4 separate regions of the Mus musculus genome follow, and all the other regions are linked to region 2. Evidence: chromatin loops called from intact Hi-C (ENCODE). Cell type or tissue: gastrocnemius. All regions are shown on one strand.

Evidence for each region. A loop is a pair of places that touch in the nucleus more often than their neighbours do. Peaks named below come from ENCODE experiments on the same cell type or tissue, not always from the same donor. Only the 100,000 strongest peaks of a DNase experiment are listed, where the experiment ranks them.
Region 1: a loop joins it to region 2, with 4 times the contacts of the local background. A loop is called at or near these places in 3 of 42 quality-filtered maps.
Region 3: it touches region 2 in a loop (4-fold over the local background); 4 of 42 quality-filtered maps call a loop at or near these places.
Region 4: a loop joins it to region 2, with 4 times the contacts of the local background. A loop is called at or near these places in 3 of 42 quality-filtered maps.

What each region holds. Positions count from the first base shown.
Region 1 is chr1:92,114,450-92,119,449 of GRCm38, forward strand. All of the region lies in intron 2 of Hdac4 (histone deacetylase 4), which reads right to left. Among named protein-coding and RNA genes, the nearest start is that of Hdac4, 63 kb to the right of the region's middle. In gastrocnemius, a CTCF peak has its summit at 2,101; no DNase peak of the experiment used is centred here; H3K27ac peaks cover 4,616 bases.
Region 2 is chr1:92,341,225-92,346,224 of GRCm38, forward strand. No RefSeq gene overlaps it. Among named protein-coding and RNA genes, the nearest start is that of Gm35992, 36 kb to the right of the region's middle. In gastrocnemius, a CTCF peak has its summit at 2,251; a DNase peak (open chromatin) is centred at 2,780; H3K4me3 peaks cover 1,241 bases; H3K27ac peaks cover 4,520 bases.
Region 3 is chr1:92,097,987-92,102,986 of GRCm38, forward strand. The region is part of intron 2 of Hdac4 (histone deacetylase 4); the gene reads right to left. Among named protein-coding and RNA genes, the nearest start is that of Hdac4, 80 kb to the right of the region's middle. In gastrocnemius, a CTCF peak has its summit at 2,593 (motif pointing left); DNase peaks (open chromatin) are centred at 1,687 and 2,556; H3K4me3 peaks cover 1,066 bases; H3K27ac peaks cover 5,000 bases.
Region 4 is chr1:92,014,050-92,019,049 of GRCm38, forward strand. The region is part of intron 4 of Hdac4 (histone deacetylase 4); the gene reads right to left. Among named protein-coding and RNA genes, the nearest start is that of Gm46242, 140 kb to the left of the region's middle. In gastrocnemius, a CTCF peak has its summit at 2,487; a DNase peak (open chromatin) is centred at 2,410; H3K4me3 peaks cover 1,130 bases; H3K27ac peaks cover 4,119 bases.

The DNA.
Region 1 (5,000 bases), 230 kb before region 2:
GTCCCACCGTAACAGAGAACAGCCTATCTGTCTCTTGCCTCTCATTTCTTCTTCCTTGCATTTCATACTGGACTCTCAGGCCCCTAGTTTAGCCCCCAAAGAATAGAGGCCTGTTCACAGAGCTAGAGTTCTAGAGTTCACTCAGGCATTAGACCTTTGTGGGAAAGCTAAAAAAAAAAAAAAAAAAAAAAAAAAACCCTCACCCCTTAACGAGTCTACAGCTGATGAGCCTCCATGTCACATGACAGCATCACCATTGAAAATGGCCATATGTCCCATGCCCAACCAAGGGGCAGAGCAGCAATGCCACCTAAGCAAGGATGGGATCTCAGGACTCTCTTCTTAGAGGGGCACTCAGCACTAGTGCCAGAGTTTCAGTGCCAGGGCCCCAGACCCTGAGGGCCAGACAAAAGGGAGGTCATCTGCCCACTGTTTATCTCCATCACACAGAGCCAGAGGTGACAGTACAACCCACCTTTCCAGAGCAGGCTCACCAGGGTAAGTTCCCACATGGCACCCAGAAGGTTCACTCAGGCACACATGCAGGTACACTTTCATATGTGTTCTTTCCCCCCTTAACCATCTGATGAGTCAAGTCATCAGTAAAATCCAAGCAAAAACTTCCCATTGCCCTACATCCTAAACACAACCCTGTGTGCTATTTATGGGGTGTATGGCGAGGGGTAAAGTTTCTACCATGGCACTTTCAAGCATGAATGCTGTCGGACTTGGCTCTTTGTCATCATCTGTTCTATGCTGCAGAGGAAAGACAAACCACTCTTTTCTTTGATTATCCAACTAGTGAAAACTTTCACACTGGTCTTTATGAAAATGGACACTAACTCAGAAACAGGCATGGCGCCCTAAGGGGGAAGTTGATGATTGTTGTGCCAAAACCCCAGAGCACTCACCAGAACAAGCACAGAAAAAAGGAGAGTGAGCAGAGCTCTATCCCATAGCTGGACACAAGCTGCAAAACAGAGGCTTCAACAGTCTAGGACAGTGGTCACAGGCTCAGGACCAGCAGGATCCCGGTGACCCAGGCAGGACCCCTGCCCTTTAGGCTTCCTCAACTACAGGAGCTGGAAGTCACAAGCTCCAGCTCCACTTGTAAGCCCCACTGACAGCCTATAGGCAGGCTACCACTGTGCTTGCTGTAGGGAGGCCGGGAGGAAAAGAAGCTGGAGACAGTGGCCTGGAGCAGCTTACAAGGAAGACTATCCCAGAAGAAGGCTGAGGGAAGTCCTCCTTTGATCTCTGCCCAAATACCTTTGGGGAACCCAAAAGTGGGGTGGTGACTGGATAAGGAAGCTCTCCTCTGTCCCTGTCTCTCTCTACCAAGCTGGCTTCTACATGGATTCATTCCATAGTTTAAATGTGCTCTATATGGAGAACAAGAAAAGTCCTTGAAAAAAAGAACTAGATGGGATGTCTCTGAGGTAACCAGGAACTGATCTTATTGTCTCAGAACTGAGAAGCTGGGGCAAGGACCCCGAGATACGTATAATTCAAGAACAGTTTTTCTTGGAACTGAACTCAGGCTTGAAACTCCAAGTTGTAGGGACTATACCTACGGCCCTTCAATGAGCCACATGCAATCTGGCAGTCCACCTGGGAATCACCTGGCTGTCCCCAGCATTAACAAGCATGGCCAGGCTAATCCCCAGCTCCTCTCAGCACCCAGGTTATTCCAGCTCTCTGCTCAGTCACATCAGAGCTTCCAGCAGAGCTAATGCTCCATACAACGGCCAACTGAGGACAAAGCAAAGCCTGAAAGAGGACCCTGTTCCTGCCAGCATGACCATATCACCTGCAAAGATGTGTTCGGCAGGCCACAAAAGAATGTCACAGGAGACAGGAGTTCAAAGCAAGGCAAATCTGGGGACAAGGCCAAACATAAGTCTGCCACTGGCTTGAATGGAGCATATCCAGAGAGAAGGTGCCCTTGAAGGCTCAGAGCCACAGATCGTCTTGCTGTGAACAGCTGGTGAGCCCTGACAGACATCCTCGGTTCATGTACTCTGAGGTGTGTTCTAAGCAGTGTCTTAGCCACTACTCAAGTATAAACATGCCAGAATCCCCCTGGAGGACTGTGTCAGCAACACATACACTGTCCACAGAAAGTTCTAAGAATAAAAATCATCATAATAAGCCATAAGGAGGTACTGGACCAGGAAAGCAGTAGCAGGTTATTAGACAGTCCTGTTACTACTTAACAGCTGTGCAGGCCCCAGAGAGCTCCCAAACTCCCTATGCCTCAGTTTCTCATCTGCCAAAAGGGAATATGACAACCAACCTTTCCTGGAGGGACATGAAGAATTAAATGAGATTATATGTACTAATCATTGTGTGTGTGTGTGTGTGTGTGTGTGTGTGTGTGTGTGTAAGCTCATTTTTTAACTGTGCCTAACAAATACCAATATTAGTAGTGGTTATATATTTAAAAATGAGCTGTAAGCCAGGCAGTGGTGGCACACACCTTTAATCCGAGCACTTGGGAAGCAGAGGCAGGTGGATTTCTGAGTTCGAGGCCAGCCTGGTCTTCAGAGTGAGTTCTACACAGAGAAACCCTGTCTCTAAAACACCAAAAAAAGAGCTGTATAAAGTAAAAATAATTATAATCCTTGAAATTTTAAACTAAATGAACGAATTAAATAATGAAGTAGCTAGAGCTGAAGGGAGATTTGTTCAACAGTGAAAAGCACTACAGAAGTAATTCAGAGAGGACTTGCAGAAACTAAAGCTTGGGTCTCAGCACCCATATCAGGCAGCTCACACCTGTAATTCCAGTTCCAAGGGATCCAATGTTCTCTTCTAGACTCCATCTGCACTCAAATATGCACATACCCCCACATAGAAACACATATACTCCTATTTAAAATAAACCTCCCAAAGGCACAGTGGGAATGGGGTGGGGTGGGGGTGGGGGGTTGGGGAGAGGCCAGAGAAAAATATACAACATAACTAGTATTCCAAAAAGAAAGATTTTGGACAGAAATGTACATTTTGAGAATGTTATACCTGAGGCAGCATGGTGCTGGCACAATGACCAGACACAGCCAGGTAAAAGGACAGATTCCAGCAAGGGTGACAGTAGCATGATACAACAGGGACCTGTAAATAAACAGCATTGGGACAACAGGAGGGTGATCTGGGTTAGGATAAAATTAGACCAAAACACCACCACACCCAAGAGCAACCTCTCAACAGGCAGGGTATGATACATACTCACCACACAGCACAAGGGACAAGGAGGAACCCCGATGGCTACACAGAAGCTGCTTCCCACCGGAGATCCCAGTACAGGTGCAGAAAGTGCACAGTGGGTGCGACTCTGAGAAGGCTTATGTGGTAAATGAGTGCAATAAAGTGTCGAAAGCAGCAGGTAAAGAGGGGAACCATGGGTAAATGTGTAGCTAGTAGTCATGGTCCCTCCTATGACGAACTCTGGAAAAGCCTGGAACCAAGTCCAACATGCCAACAGAAAAACAGCCTTTGGGAAGGAAGAGAGGCTCTGGATTTATCCAGACAGCAAGTAAGAAGAGATAATCTGCTAGCACAGTATGCCTATAGGAACCACCTACCATGCCAGACCCAGCTAGTAGGACTATAAAATAGTACTCTCTCTATGCATGAAATTTTGGAAATTGTAACAAAATTACTTATATACATATTAACTTTTTTACATAAATCACTTCCCTACAGTAACTCAGACAACACAACCCCTATAAGGTCATACATATGGCTACTCCCACAGTAAAGTCCCAGTGGGCATACTGCCATATTCCCTTTATAGGGTACCTAGTTGATAGAGTCAACTGTTAAAGAGCTTCAAACAAGCAGGCATCCAGAGCCCAGTAGATGTCAGGAGTCAGTGACGATGCCTGTGAACATCCTTGCATGATGCAGAGGGAATGTGTACTCCTGCTCTATCACACAAGCTACCCCAAGGTCAGGGTGAGCAGGAGAGAATCTCCAAAGCTCACTGCCACACGGAACATAGTCAGCTCCATATGCACAAAGGAAGACCAACAAATGAGAACCAGTATGAAGAGAGAAGTTGAAATGAAACATAGACACGTGGATCGAGCCATGTTTCACACAGAAGTGGGCTCTCTGAAGCACGCTGGACACAAGGTTTGGTCCTATGCCTTCGAAGGATGCTGAGTTCTGGTCACTGAGTTTCTTTTTCAAACAAACAAAAAAAAAAAAAACAGAGACATGTTTTGTTGTTGTTGTTATTTTAATATTCTAAAGTTGAACAAATGAACAAATCATTTTTTACATTCTGGGTGCTAAGTACTTTACTGTCCATGGAAATATCAACTCTGAAGAGACAAGACAGCCCGGGGCCACCACAATGCTGAGTGGAACTGGAGGTACAGGTACAAGCATAAGGGATTTACATACAAGAACCCAAAATAGAGCTGCATTCAATTACCTCTTTAGTTGAGCCCCAGTTGTATGCTGGGCCATAGCACTTGAAGCATGTTTCTAAAAGCTGTTTCCAAGGGGCTGGGGAGATGGCTCAGCAGACAAAGTGCTCACCATGTTAAACCTGATGACCTCAATTCAGGTATCTAGCACCACACAAACACTGGGCATGGTGGTGAGCAACCATGATCCTAGCAGTAGAAAGGCAAAAGAGGGTCGCTAAGGTTCCACTGTCAGCCAGTGTAGCCTAAAGGAAGAGTTTGAGGTTCAGTGAGAAGCCTTGTTTCAAAATGGAGAGCAACAGAGGAAGACACCAGATGTCAACTTCTAGTGTATCCACCCCATACACGGGGTATACTCACACACACACACACACACACACACACACACACACACACACACACATCAAAAACAACTTTGAGGCCTCATAAAGGAACAGCAACCCCAGGACTGGAACACTGTACTGAGTCAGCATGAAGAGGGGCCTTAGGTTCTGGGGACCTGCCAGTGGCGTCAGAACAAGAACTGCTATGAGTCAGATCTGGGGCAGCCTGAGCACCACAATG
Region 2 (5,000 bases):
CTCGTGGCAACACCAGCCAACATCAGCCAACACAAGAGGCTCTGAGGAAGTTGGGGTCAGGGTGGTCACAGGAGCTGCCTAGTCTCAGAGGCAGATCCAGGACTAGAATCTGTGTCTGGTTGCCTATTGACCCATGCAACCAACCAGTAGCAAGGCCTGGGAAATGGGGAGAGACAGAAAGCATCTGCAGCTATCCCAAGCAGGATGAAATTGCCTTACCACAGGCCTGCTCTCCGGAGAAGAAGGCTGAGGCTTCTGTGACCTGGCATGGCAGGGAGCTGTGAGAAGGAGCAGTTATTCAGGAAAACACAAACTGGACCACAAAGGCAGTCAGGAAGGAAAACCTGCTGCGATCCAGACTGAGGGACCAGCAAGGAGAAGATGTTAGGTCAAAAGCTAGTTTAGCCACAGAACACGGGGTCCTCTGGGCAGAAGACAGATAGAAAGAGACCCAGATGAGTGTGCAAAGGGAGTAGGCTAAGGACCTCACCTGCCCTAGGCTAGAATGGCCTACTGTCTGGGAAGGCTCTAAGCAGACTCCTCTCCTCAGGTTGCTTCTGGGCCCATGGCTATCATCTGTGGGTTACTGCAGAGCAGTCCTGAGAACCTGGGTCAGGTAAGTGACAGTTATTGGCCCAGTGTCCTGAGCAATTTCTTCCCAGTTCTGTGCTTTGACTTCTTGCTCTCTCAAAAGGATCCTCTCTTCCTCCAGAGAGATGCTGTGCAGTCGCCATCTCAGAGAAAACCTCCTCCCGCTCCCCACAGGGCCCAACATAGACACACACGGAAAGGACATACCCAAGGGACAGCCTGTGCAGATGTGCCCATGCCAGTGTGAGGCTCACCATCTCGCTGTCATTCCTCTGTGTCCACATGCTGACCAAGATGAAATCCACTCAGAACCTGCACTTGGAGATACTGATAGGATCAATGGGGTTTCCCAGGTTAGAACACACAAAAAGCAAATAGTAAACAAAGCCAAGCGTACTTAAAGGAGGTGAGCTCACATTTGTGCTTGATCTAGGAATGGCCTGGAACGCCCTGCCAGACCACAGCCTTGCACAGACCAGAGCAACCTTACTCAGAAAATACTTTTGCAAGGGCATCCACCCAGCCGTGGCCTGCCCGAGTTTGGACGGGCGCCACCTTGTTATTGATCCTTGAACACTCCTGTTTTAAGTCTCAGTGGAAGAAATGGCTGTTTCAAAACAGCTTGTGTGAGCCTCTCCATCTCGCCTGTAGAAATGTCCCCTTGTCTCTGTATCCTTGAATCTGCGGTGAGCTCCCCAGTCTCTGAAAATGTACTTGCTACTTGCGAGGTGACAGGAACGGAGAAGGGCAGGTTTAGGTGACACACTAAGGCCCTTTCAAGTCTTACCCCACACACGTCGTGTCAGCCAGCACTGTGGTAATGTTTTTAGGCACCAAGAGAGGACACAATCTGAAGGTGTCACCAAGGCATCAAGACAGCTACTCCCCCATAGGGCCAGGGGCTGCTGTCATCTAAGTGGCTTTTACTGAAGACTGGCTTGAATTTAAAATCTGATTTGATGCAGGGTAAGAACTAGAAAAACTGTAACCATAGCCTGTGGCTGTACTTCCCGGACTCATTCATGTCAGTGAGACAGACACAGAAGGCCTCTGTATGACCAGGAGACAGTGACCAGGAAAGCAATTGGAAGGTCCTAAGCTCAGGAAAGGGCTGGGGCTTTGAGTTGCTCTGGGCTGGATAGTGGGTCTTATATCAGAGACCTGGCCCTCAAGTGGGGACATAGTGTGAGTGTGGTCGACCAGTAAGCTCCTCTTTGCTACTCTATTCAAAATAAAAACAAACTCACCTTGGGACTGACCTCAGGAATCGGATCCGTGGTTGCTGAATGCTAATGGAGAAGCAGCTTAGTGGCCAGGGCTTGGGGGAAAGGGTCCCTGCTTCCCAGCTGTCACCCACGCTTGGCCTTGGTGGCACCACCCAGCCCTGCTCTCTACCAGGGCTCCTCATAAGCGGAACTGGCACCCATTCCTGTCTGCTTACCACTGTTGTCCCCTTCAGTGCAGTGCATTCCCCTAAAGCGTGTCCCCTGTCCTCATGGTGGCCCTGTCCTCTCCTGCCCTTGGCTCAGTATCCTCAGACCAGGTTGTTCTAACCCCACTTGGTTTCCTCCCCTCAAGCACAGTGGCTGAGTCTATGTCTGATTATGTCTCTCATTTGCACTTTGAACATCGGCAGGCTGTTTTCCTGAGAACCCTAGCTGCCATCCGCTTCCTGCAAGAAACAGCTGGCCCTTTGGAGTGTTGTCATAAGATACCCACCCTATGACTGATGCCAGCTCTTGGGCAATATAGCCTTTGGTTCTTGGTTCTCATGCCCTCTCTCCATGGCCCACACAGAACCTTCTGAGACCGTCTTCTTACTTCTCGAATGCGCTTTCAGTCTCCCACCTCCAGCTCTTCAAATGTAAGCCTTTTATCTCTCTTACCTCTGCCCAGCCAGAAAGCTCTATAGCAAATATATCAGGAATGTCTTCTTGGGGCTGGGTCACTGCCATGCACAACAGCCAGTTGGCAAGAACAAGGGGCTGGTCCCATGATGTTCAGGATGCAGACCAAGGTGGGGGAGAGAATGCAGAGGAGGGAGAGAGGGTGCCAGGGCAGATGCTAAATCTGTCACCAACCTGCAGGTGTGAGGGCCCAGCCTGGGTGTTGGGAGACAAGATAGGTCTCTTTCCTGCCAGAACATCTTCATGGCAGCTCCAGTTCCAAAGGCGTGGGTGACAGCTGGAGTGGCTGACCTCACTCAGTAAACTGAGCTCCACTGTAATCCATCTGCCTACTGGACATGCCAGCACCGGCTCACATAGCTGCCAAGCTTGGTGAGGACTGTGGGTGAGCACTGTTGTCTCTCCCATTTCCCTGCCTCCCTTGGAGTGCACCTCTGGAGACCTGGTCCAGAGAAGTTAATGTGCCCCACGCACACAGTGAGCAGGAAGCTGGGCTACCTCTCATCCTGGCCGGTGTGTTCCTGCCATACCTGGGCTGCCCAGTGCCCCTCTTCACATGTAGCCTTCTGCTCTCCAGCTCTCATTTCTAAAGACAGCCTGAGATATCGGGGTCATATACCATTCTCCGTTCCCAAGGGCTGCAGCACTCTAACATGACTCTCTTGGTGGAAATAGCCTCAGGACCCTGAAAGCCAACCTACCCCAACTTGCAAAGAAACTGGTAGACTCTGAGGCTCACCCTTCTCTCCAGTTCCTCAGATGTCTGGATTTCCAGCCCTTTCTCTCTTGCTCCACCCTCCTTGTTCCTGGGGCACTAAGGCAATTGCAGATGCCTATGAGAAGAGCCGCTCCCCTCTGCACAGCCAACCTTGAGGCTTTCAGGAGGGCTCCACCCACTCCTGATCACCCCAAACTACCTGGTTCAGTCTGTAGTTGGGAGTTGAGGATTTGGGGTGGAGTAGGGCACGTAGATAGGAGTTGAGGCTGCAGAAGCTACAGTGCTCCATGGTACAAGCTTTAGAGCCCAGGCTGTGGGCAGAGATCATAGAGGGTCTAGGACCCCTGAGGCAGAGAATGGAGTTGGAGGCTAGATTGTGTGCTAGAAGCAGTGGAGGAATTAGCTAGGGGAGGAGGATCCAGGCAAACTAAATGCTGGAGAGTGATAAAGGGACTTTTCCTTCCCACTGAGGCCCAGGGCTAGTGCCTGCCTGGCTGCTGGGGGGCCAGGACCCAGAGACAGCTAGTCTTCTTCTGTTGTAGTGATGTCCCCAGCCCAACAGATACTGTATGGGAACTGCCAGACCTATGAGTCTTGAACAAGCCAGGAACCGAGCAGATCTGCTGGGAATGCCTAACAGAAGCCCTCCAAGCTCCTTACCCCTATTACCATGAGTGAAGGATACCTCCTTCCTTGGATAAGATATGGGACTCCCCATCATCCCAGTTAACTCTAATGGAGGGCTGATAGTCACCATTCTGGGTCAGGACTGATGGTCACTCAGGTCTGGTTAAGTATCAGACTGTGGCTGGAATACAGGTCACTGGGTCCCACAGGTCACATGGTGCTTTGGAACTGGCCCTCCCTACCTTCTTCTGGGTATTTGAACCTGCCTCTACTTCCTCATCTTGCTCTCACTGCAAAGCCATGCCTCTTCTCTCTGCCTGGAGCTGGGCCCCTCCCCACACTGAGAGAAAGCACAACCACACAGGTTTGATGGGGCAGAATCCAAGTTTCAGGCAAGACGTGGCTTAGAAGCCTTCACTCTGCCCATCCCCCCTGCTGTCCACATGCCAGATGTTCAAGGCGAGTGTCACTGGTCCACACAGCCTATGAGACACCAACAGTCAGCTTGTGAAAGTGGGCTGCCCCTTCCTCGGGGTTGCAAAGTGAAAGGCAGCCCCACTTCTCAGCTCCTCATCACCAGTGTGAGAAACTGAGCAGGGCCTGGTCCCCAGCGAGTACAGAGTAAGTTCCGAGTTCTTGAGCAGCAGTTCTCAACCTGGAGGTCTTGACCCCTTTGTGGGGTTGCATATCAGATATTTACATTATGAGTCATTTAAAAGTAGCAAAATTACACTTATGAAGTAGCAAGGAAATAATAACACAAGGAACTGTATTAAAGGGTTACAGCACCAGGAAGGCTGAGAGCCACCGCTCTTGAAGGATGCTACTGGGGGCTAAGGGCACTCACTTCAGTCAACACATCACACGTGGAACTCAGCTCCACAGAGCATGTGCAAGCCTCTTCCCCTGTTGTTAATTAGGACGATTCATCCCGTTGACAGCTATGGGAGACTCTGTGTCAGGTTGAACAGAGACCAGGACAGGCTTTAGGGTACTAGCTTTTCTTAGTCAGGGCTACTGACATGATGAGACAAAGACATTGCAGGTCTTATGATCGCCATGCCTGATCACGATAAAGGCTAATCTTCATTGTCTACTTGATTGCTTTAGAATCACCTAGAAGGCATTCTTCTGGGTACATCTGTGGGGGTGTTTCC
Region 3 (5,000 bases), 240 kb before region 2:
AACACACACAACACTCACATACTAAATTTTAAGTTTCTTAAAAAAGGATCATCTTTAACAGAAAAGGTAGCTACAATTTACAAATTATTAAATTCAATATAAGATCTTTATAGGAAAAAAAAGTATAAAAACCAACTAAAAGACATAGAAGTACAAAGTCCTGAACCCAATCTGAAGGACCAGGGCATATGTGGGTGGTAAATATAAAAGACCTGATTATGAGGTAAAGCGGTTTGCCTCCAAGCATGGCAACCTGAATTCAAGCCCCAAAATCCACACGTGACTGAGGGTTTCCTCTTATGGACACATGTAACTGTGGCACACCACACACTTACACACATAAACAAGCAAGCAAGCAAACCCATTAATACAAAAAGTTACAAGAGACCTGACAACAAACTAGGCAAGTAAATATACTGTGAACAGGTCAGTTCTCAACCAAATAAATCCATATATATTGAATATATGTATAACAAACAAAGTTTTCATTTTGACTTTGAAAGGAACTTGCTCTCAGAGATGTCACCACTATGGAGGAGCTGGTGTGGTGACAGGGTGGTAACAGGAAAGTTCCCCTAAGAGGCTGGAGCCCATGCCAAGGAGCCTATGAACAAGAGAAGTGCCCCTGGGACCAGGACAGGAACACTGTGAATGAGCAAAGCTGGACACCAACAGCATGACCCTGACACATGACAGTGCAGCTGCTCAGGGGAAGGACAAAAGCTCCGACATCAAGGGAACATGGGAAGGGGGATGAAGACCATCCCTGCTCCAAAGACTCACTCCAACGAAGACAGAACTTCCAACGCTACTGGAGAATCAAGGGCTAGCAATCTATAGCCTAGGTAGAAGCTTCACTGCTGTTTTGTTTCTTAATAAAATATAAAAGATAAACCACCAAAGGAAAAATGTTAAGTTTTGGCTCAGCCACAGTACAATTTAAGAAGCATTTTTGTATATAATCTTTCTTGTACTAAATAATGTCTTTAAAACCATGCTTGACAGTAATCAGAGAAAAATCCACTTTTTAAATTAAAACCTAAGAATATACTAATAGTTTTTAATAAATTTGTTATTTCTTTTCCAAATATGAGCTATTATTTCCTGTATTATTACTCTTACATGGTTCCATGCTCAGTTAAATCCTCACGTGGGGAAGAGAAGCCTTCCCAAAAAGCTGACCATGGGGACAGCCAGTGCCAATGACACAGGGACCCCACAAACCAAGGCACATCTATTTTCATTGCTGAAGGACATTTCTTTCTGTGTATAACAAGAGGAGGGGGAGATCTCTGAGATTTCCAACAGAGTTTTAGACAGACAAGGGATTCTGAGTCCCATCAATTACAAATTAAGGTTCTCAATTTGAAAAGCTTTATACAATATGATTGGCAGAATAAATAATCTAGACAGCAAGAAAACTGAAAGGAAAGAGCTGCTCAGAAGTGGGTGCCCACCCCACTTTATCATGTATGTCCCACAGGATGTCTGCATGTCCCGGGGTAACTCTCAAACAGAAACCTATACTACTAACAAAGGACTCAGCTGCACAGGCTCCCTGGGCCTTGTGCAATGGAACACAAGGATCACCAACACAAGGACCTGGGAGTTTTGTGAGAAAGCCAAGAACCAAGGCAGGGAACGGACTTGCAAGTCATCCTGGCCTGCCATGACTGGCCCAGGCTGGCCAGGCCAAGTGTGAGCTTCCAGGGCCAGCTGCGGGGCCAAGGACTGCCTTCCTGGCCAACAAGACAAGCCACAACAGCTGTGACACTGACGACGGGCACACTAAAATAGAAGGGTGTTTGTTTGCATCTCCTGTGATAAAGACCTGTGTGGGGGTGGAGCACTGAGAAGACCAGAGCAGACTGGAGTGAGATTTTAATAAAGTTAAATAAAGCCTTGTGCAGTATTATATGCCTACAATCCCAACTACTGTCAGGAGGGTTCAAAGTTCAAGGCTAGCCTGCACAACAGCATGAAACCTGTCTAAAAATACAAAGAAAGATGGTCAGCTCATCACCTAAAGAGAGACTAGGGAGCTGGGTGGCTCTGGAAACAGGCACATACTCCCCTCCCTGAACTGGGGCTGTGCGGGTGCCAGTATGTAATACCTCATGGGAGAACCCACAGCCAGCCTGCTGCCAGGGCCTAGAGTACAAAAACAGCTTTAGAAGACAGCATACAATTAACACAGCAACAATCATCTTCCTAATTTAGGGTAATCTCTGCTTCGTAGCCCTTTTTGGCAGTGGGTGTACTAGAGCTATCTGTGTGGGTGCTTTTCATCTGGTTACTCGACGTCCCCAGTTGGAAGATATCAAGGAAGATCTTAAATGTCCACTAGCACCTTCTAGAGAAAGGGTGAGACTCAAAAGAGTTAGTAGGCCTTGCCCTCCCAGAAGAAGGAATGTTTGTTCGCAAGAGTTCATGACTACTGATCAGGCTTTTGTCTGCAGCCTGGCAGCAGATCAGGGTAGGACACTGCTGTTGGGGCAAAAGCCTGGCTGGGGGTGGGAGGGATTGGAACTTCAGCTCTCTGAAAGAAGTGGGGACACAGAGACAGGTCTGGCCCCTGGTGGCTGGGAACCTGGGTGCAGTATAAGAGTGTCAACAGTTCAGGTGACCCTGTGCACTGCCTGTCGAGGAGCACCAAGTGCTGTCTTTGGTCTGGCCCACAGGCATTGAGGTCCAGGTTCATCCAGTCCTGGCTCCAAAGAAAGCAGAGTTCTCTGGCACAGTGCTCTGGGTGAGAACACAACCTCTGGCCAGCATTTGTTGTTTGCTGGACATGTGACGCAAAGGCTTTTGAGAGCTTCTGAGAGAGAATAGCAACCCCATAAACACAGACGTCCTTGAGGCAGGGGCCAAGAGAATCCAAGAATCTGATGGACTGGGGGCAGTGACCCAGATGCACTACAAGAGCCTTGTACCACAGCGGACAGGCATAGAGCCTGGAAACAGAGACCTACCAAAACTTTATTTAAAATCACCTATCTTTATTCCAGAAAAGCAAATCAAAGTCTATCTGGGGATTCAAACAAAGTAATGAGTGAAGTCAGGTCCAGTGACCAGTGATCACAGGCACAGCCATTGGACCAAAGAAAGAAAATTTTATTTCTCTCTCTGTTTTTTCTCCTTTTAGAGGAGGAAGGCAGAATAGAAGACAGCCAGTGAGGCCATCTTTCACAAAAACCTTTAACTGTTTTTTGTTTGTTTGTTTTAAAAAAAAAAAAAAAAGCCTACAAGGGACCAAACCCCACATGGGAAAGGTACCCAACAGCACCCCACAGGCAAGTTCATTCCAGCTCTCTGGCAGGCACGAAGTCAGTAACTTTAAATTATCACATCACAATAAACAATAAGCCCCATTAGATGTATGTAGCCTTACTTTAAAGAACATGCAACCAAACATCCCTACAGTAATATACCAGGAATAGCTACTAGCCTGGGGGTTGAAGGAACCCAGAGCCTCCAACCCCACCCCCAACAGAGGCCTATGAAGGGACTGAGATCTATGGAATTTGGATTCCTTGAAATAGCAGAGGCCAGCTGACTTTTGAACTTTAGGGTCCCAGGATTTCGATATAGTAGCTGTCCTTAGAATGATGGAGATTCCCTTTCCAGAAGTTTGGCTAAGACCTGATCCTTTCCCAATGTTAGTGAAGAATTTTAAGCATCTTGCAGAAAACTCACTTTTAGAAATAAAGTGCCCAACCCAAAGATTAATAAACATGGCACAGTCGAGCCCAAGGAGTGAAGACACAAGGCGGGACTCCAGAGAAGCAGGAAGGCCAGACCCTGGCTACCCCGAGGAACTGAGGAGCAGGGAGAACTCAGGCCTTCTGGTGTCTTGTAGCTGCTGCCCAGGTTGTTCTATTTGTCTTCTCTCTGGATCCACTCAAGGCCCACACTGAGATACTGGCCTATGCTCCATGAACACTCTAAGTGGTTGGCTTGAAGACCCCAGAGGCAGCAAACCTGCCCTCCTTTCTTCCTTCCTGGTGGAAACCAAGGCAATGGGCATTTACTAATAAGCACCTGCTGGGGGTAAACACTGAGAGAAGACTTCAAATGCCATAAGAAAAAATATAGCAAACCACCCACAGAAATGTCTATAGAGGGAGCCAGGCCACCCTTCCTCATCACCAGCCTGTCTCCCAATCATCCTACAGGAGCTGCTAATTCTCAAATAAAACAACACACTTTGGCAAGCACGCCAAGTACTGTAGGTCAGGCAACACTGATGTCCAAATACAAGTACCCTTCATGCTATTATCCAAGAGGACATGGAGGACCAAGTTCACCACACAGGTACCTCCCCTTCAGAAGAGGGTGACACTTCAAGCCAGAGGACCTAGAGGGAGGAGCAACATGAGGCCCATCTCATCATTATAGGGGAATGGGTAATGTCAGTTTTTGGAAGAACAACTTGCAAAAGAAGATATATAAGCAATCCTATCTACTTTGTGGGCAGAGTTGTCTGGAAGCAGGGACAGGATGATAGCAATCAGGACACTACTTAGCTACCAGGGCAGGCAGGAGGTGGCCATGGGGGGAGACGGGGAGGAAGAAGAGGGAGGGGTAGGGGAGGGGAAAAGGGGGAGCGAAGAGGAGGAGGAAGAGGAGGAGGAAAGCAGAGGCACGAATGAATGTTAAGGGTAGAGGAGAGCAAGCAGCCTGTGACAGGCATGCTTCATGTGGTGTGGGACAGTGATACACCACACAGGCTGGCCCAGGCTGGACAGAAAACTAAGCCAGGGCCTTGGTGAAGGAAGCAAAGGGTTTCTTTCTATACCTTCATAGTTGCTTGGGCTTTGTTTTACTCTGGTTCTGGGGGTGGAAGCCAAGGCTTTGAGGCTAAAGAGCAAGCATGCCACCATTGAGAGGCATCTCCAGCCATTTCAGGGGCAAGGGGAGGAAGGATAAATGTGAGAGGAGACAGGGCCATGCTACCTAATCGAAGTCACAATCTATCTATTAGTACCACAGGTATGTAC
Region 4 (5,000 bases), 330 kb before region 2:
CTCAGAGTGAGTGATCAATGATTAAGTATGGAGACAGTCTAGAACTGAACGTCCAGCTACCCAAGACTGTGTAGGTCACAGCACAGAATACAGCCATGACAGGAAACCAACAGAGGCTTGGGACCTTTGGCATGCTTTTCACTTAGACCTGAATCCTACAGCCTTAGAAGGAACTTGTGATGCTAAATTGCTACCTTGATTACCAACTGACTATAACTGGAAGCTACTGAAACCCCAGGCTGCTGGGCCCCCCTGTGAGGCATTTTCTTTTCTCTTTTTCTTCTTTTTTTTGAGACAGGGTGTATAGGCCTGGCTGGCCTAAAACGCAGAGATCCCTCTTCCTGCTGAGTGCAGGGTTAAAGGTGTGTACCAACATGCCTAGATTTGTGAGGGATTTCTTAATCAGATTATTTGAAGTAGAAAGAGCCACCCTAAATCTGGGCCACACCTTAGGGTGGCAGCACATATAAAGGAGATAGAAGAAGGAAAAGTTTGCTTTTGTTTGCTTGCCTTCACTCTCAATGGCAAATTCATCTGCCTTGTTACTGATACATTCATTCCTTGGCTGGTATTTATAGCTTACTTCTTTGGGATTCCAACACAGATTGAAGATCAGGACTTCTGTGCCAGACTGGGCTTACTGAGACATCTATCCTCAGAGATTGAGCAATTACTGTATTCTTAGCCTCTCCCTCATGAGACTACCAGACCAAAGCCTGTAAGCCAGTCTACTAAACCTCCTTTAGTGTGTGTGTGTGTGTGTGTGTGTGTGTAAAATATTTATCTCCACCATATCAGCTCTGTTCCTTTAGAGATCCCTGACTAAGAAAGAACAGTTTAAAAGAGGAAACTAAAGCAAAGAGGCAGCCTAATAAAGTTTTTACCTTAGGTGGACTGGCTCCTAAGCAGTTTCGATGATGCCCACATGGGAAAACAGCTAATCCTTCAGCATATGCTTGAATATATGAACTAGCTGTGAGGTCCAAGCATGTGCGCATATGAATGTACACAAATGTGGTTTCAGTAAACACGTGTGAAGATGGTTCCACTTCACACATGGAGTGTGTGCACTTCATATGCTGCCTCATGTCATCTCCAGCAAGACTTTATGGAAGACAAATAGATGTACCCAGAGATATGTCCAATCTCTCTGATGCTGGATGAGCACTCAAAAGAGGAGCTTAAGCCAACCTTCATGAACTACATATAGTGCTGCCAGGAGGTTAGTGCAGCCACAGCTAATCCTGACACACACATTGCAAGGTTCATGCTTCTAGAAGTGCCCAAGCTGCACACAGAAGGCCTTCTTGTACTCCCCTCTAACCACAGGCCTTACAGCTCCCTGGTTGGATTTCTTCCCAAGACTGTCTATCACCAGCTTCCACAGTCAACTACAGCACTGGGTAGACTGAGGGGGTGGGACTGTAAACTGCTCTGAGTTTGTTCCAATCAGAATCACAATATGCCACTTACTCAGCATGGGAAATTCAAGTCACATCATATCAAGAATGTGATGGAAAAGTGACAGCAATTGTATAATTGTTTCCACCCCAACAGTCAAACCTGTGTGGCCCAGGCATTGAGCCACTCAGATTACTTTCAATAAAACATAAGCATGAGCAAAATAAACAGGGCCACCAACTTATTCATACCATGGGCATAATAAAAGAGGTGCTGGTCCCTGTCCTGTGGGGCTATCCTGGAAGACCCAGGCAAATTCTCAGGCTACCATACCTACACAGACACCCTGGGGCTGACCTAACCTAGCCCCAGCCCCTAGGACAGAGGTTATAGCTCTGTTCTCACCTATGCTATACCTCCACAACCTGCCGAGTGAGCCTTCCTAGTCTAGCTTCCCTAATGCTATAGAAGTAAGCCAGAAGAGGTTAGAGCCTCAAGACTTCTCAGAGCTGTCCAGTCACAACTGTGGTTGTGTGCAACAAAGATTTACTGGGCAGACTGAGCAGGTGGCACTGTCTGTTTATGTAAACTTTATGTCCCTGTTTATGTAAACTTTCCAGAGCTCTCCTGAGAAAATCAGTTACTAAGAAGATTCATGGGGCAAAGGTCATTTGCAGCCGGGTGTATGGCAGATTAACTGGAGAGGGTACAGGAATTCCCCATAACAGCTTAGAGAAAGAGACTGAGAGAACACTGAAAGACTGCCCAGGCCTGCCCAGACCCTACAATGGCTACCTTCCCCACAGAAAGGCCACTTGCAGAAAGCTTAACACTGTGTCTAGCAACAGTGGGTGCAGGGGGCGGTCAGAGAAGGCCAGCAGAGACTCCTGGCTCTCTGGTTTATATTTCAAACAGCCACTAAAATGGCCTCTAAAGTGGATCTCTGCCCTGAGCTGGCAGCATGCTTCAGCAGAGTATGAGGTGACACAGCAGGAAGGGAAGATGGGCAGGCCAGCTGCCTGGCTTGGTCTATCCTCACAGAAGCACCACACACTTTGCTTGCTGCCTTCCCCATGCTTCCACGGGGCAGCAGTATTGCCCCACAATGAAGACGAAATGACAAGGAGTGTGAAAACACTCTGAAAGTTTGATATGAGGTTGGCATGTGTACTTCCACAGTTTTATCTTGAGTCTGTTTCTGAAAGACATCCCCTAAAGAGGACAGTGTCTCACGGAGGACAGCTGAAAGTCAGAGGAAGTTATCAGCAAGTTACAACCTAGCTGGATGGATGGGACAAGGGACCAAACCCAAGTCTCAAAATTGCATCCTCACTTGGCCACCCTTGTTGATAGCAGTCAATATATAGATAAATCTAACATAAGTCAGGATCTAAGCTCCTCTCAGCCAATGGCACTGAGCCACTGAACCCAGCTCCAGTTCTTATAATAACTTCAGAACAGTAACATTTTTCTATCCTTTATGGGAAAATCAGGTTATAACACTTTGTACTAAGCTTCATTCCAAGAGACTACTCCCAGCCATTCTAGGAAAGCCCCATTGTATAGTCCACATATTCATGGACTCTAGGGCTGCTAGAATAACATCTGTGAATAAGTAGGGTCAGTCAGAGAGTTCTTAAAGGTATGGTGGTGGTGTCCACAGGTAATGCACCCTCAATGGGTCACTAGGCAACTGGCATCAGGTTAACTTTTTACCTGCTTTAATCACCTTTGGAAAGCAAACATGGTGACATTTTTAAAAATAATAGTGCAATCATTTTATAATCATCCATTCCAAGAAACAGCCCTAAACAACTAGCTCTGCTCAGAGACACCCAACTCAGGAGCATGGAGTAGGTCATTGATGAAGAGTCTCTCTGTATTTTCCCTTAGTAACTAGAAGTAAAGCGAGTATCCTGTTATAGTCAAAAAGACATGCAAACCTGAAATTTAAAGAGATACAGATTGCAAATAATGGCCAGATTCCCAAAGACACCCCAGAACAATGCTGCTGGTCCTGTGTGTGTCACGACATCTTGAGGTCATGTTGCTAGGGCAGAAAGAACTAACCAGATCTGTGTTCCTCAGCCCATTACCACAGAACACTGTCAGTGACCGTTTATGACCCAGGCACTCGGAGCTTTGCTTCTTTCCTTTCTTTGACCACACACGGTATCTGTCACAAGAATCTCCCTCCTTGGTTCCACAAGGGCTGGGCCTGTACTGTCCAGTGAGAAGACACCACTGAGTGTAGAATTCAGACCATAATAACAAGCCTTCTGGAAGAGCTGACTTTACACTGGGTAAAGTCAGCTATCTGCACGTAGTAACTCACTACCATATCCAAGACTCTGCCAAGGTAGAGGGAGAATGCCGAGAAGAGATCTTCGGCAGATGCAATCCATATCACCACAGGACAGTTTAGAATAAGATAACCACAGTGTGGTGGCTCCAATGAGAATATGCTGGCATAGGCTCACATACTGGAATACTTGGTCCCCAGTTGGTGGAACTGTTTGGGAAGGGTTAGGAAGTGTACCACTAGGGGCAGGCTTTGAGGTTTCAAAAGCACACATCATTCTCAGGATGTGCCCATGCAGCTACTGTGCGGGTGCCAGGCCTCCTGCCTGTTCCCATGCTCCCTGCCATGATGGTCGTGGGCTCACCCTTTGAAACCATGAGTCCCCCAATTCTGTGACAGAGAGCACAAAATATTGTGTTGAGAATAACCAGAAGATAAACCTTTTGCAGAGGAGGCTACTGTTGTGTGCCTCTTGGTATAAAAGTGCCTGCAGTAGGAACAGGAAATTCTGTTTTAAAAGAAAAGAAATATAGGAACTCTTCTATAAACTGCCTTGGCCATGGTGCTTTATCATAGTCACAGAAAAATAAGACACACAGACAAAATTTTCTAACAAAACAAAAACAAATACAGTAACAGCAAGGCCACTATTCTAACTGGAACTTAAACCAGGTTCACTTTTAAGCCAATGCTCAGTTTTGAGCCACATACTTAACTCAAACTTAGTTTAATTGACCCCAACTTTTAAATTTACTAGACATTCAATTTAATAGACATTTTTTTTCGTGTAAACCCAATCAGACTTTTTAAAAGTGAACAAAGATAAAAGCCTTCTTTGCTAACAGGCCTTAAATGCTGAGGAAAGTGTTCACCCACTGCTCCAGCAGGGCAGAGAACCTTCTGGGTCTCTAGGAAGCTCCCATTATCCCTACTGACTACTGACCAGCCAATCAGAAGAGGTTACAGTCAAGCTCAAGTCTCATGACACATGGTACTAACATCTTAATGCTGCTCACGGCACTGCTCAAACACCAACCTTTCTGTCACACCCTCAACAGAACTCAAGCTGAAGCAACGTAGGAAAACTGTTCTGTGGATCAGGGGGCTACTTTTGACCCTAATATTCCTAGGGCAGGAATGTCAGGTACTGTGTGAGAGCCTGCATGGTGTGTGTGTCCTACAGCCACATGTGCCCAGCTGATTTAAGAGGCATATAGACTTTACATGATAGATGGTCCCCACACAGGTTTTTTTTCTCAAAGATGTATGTTAGTTATTTTTCCATTATTGTGACAAA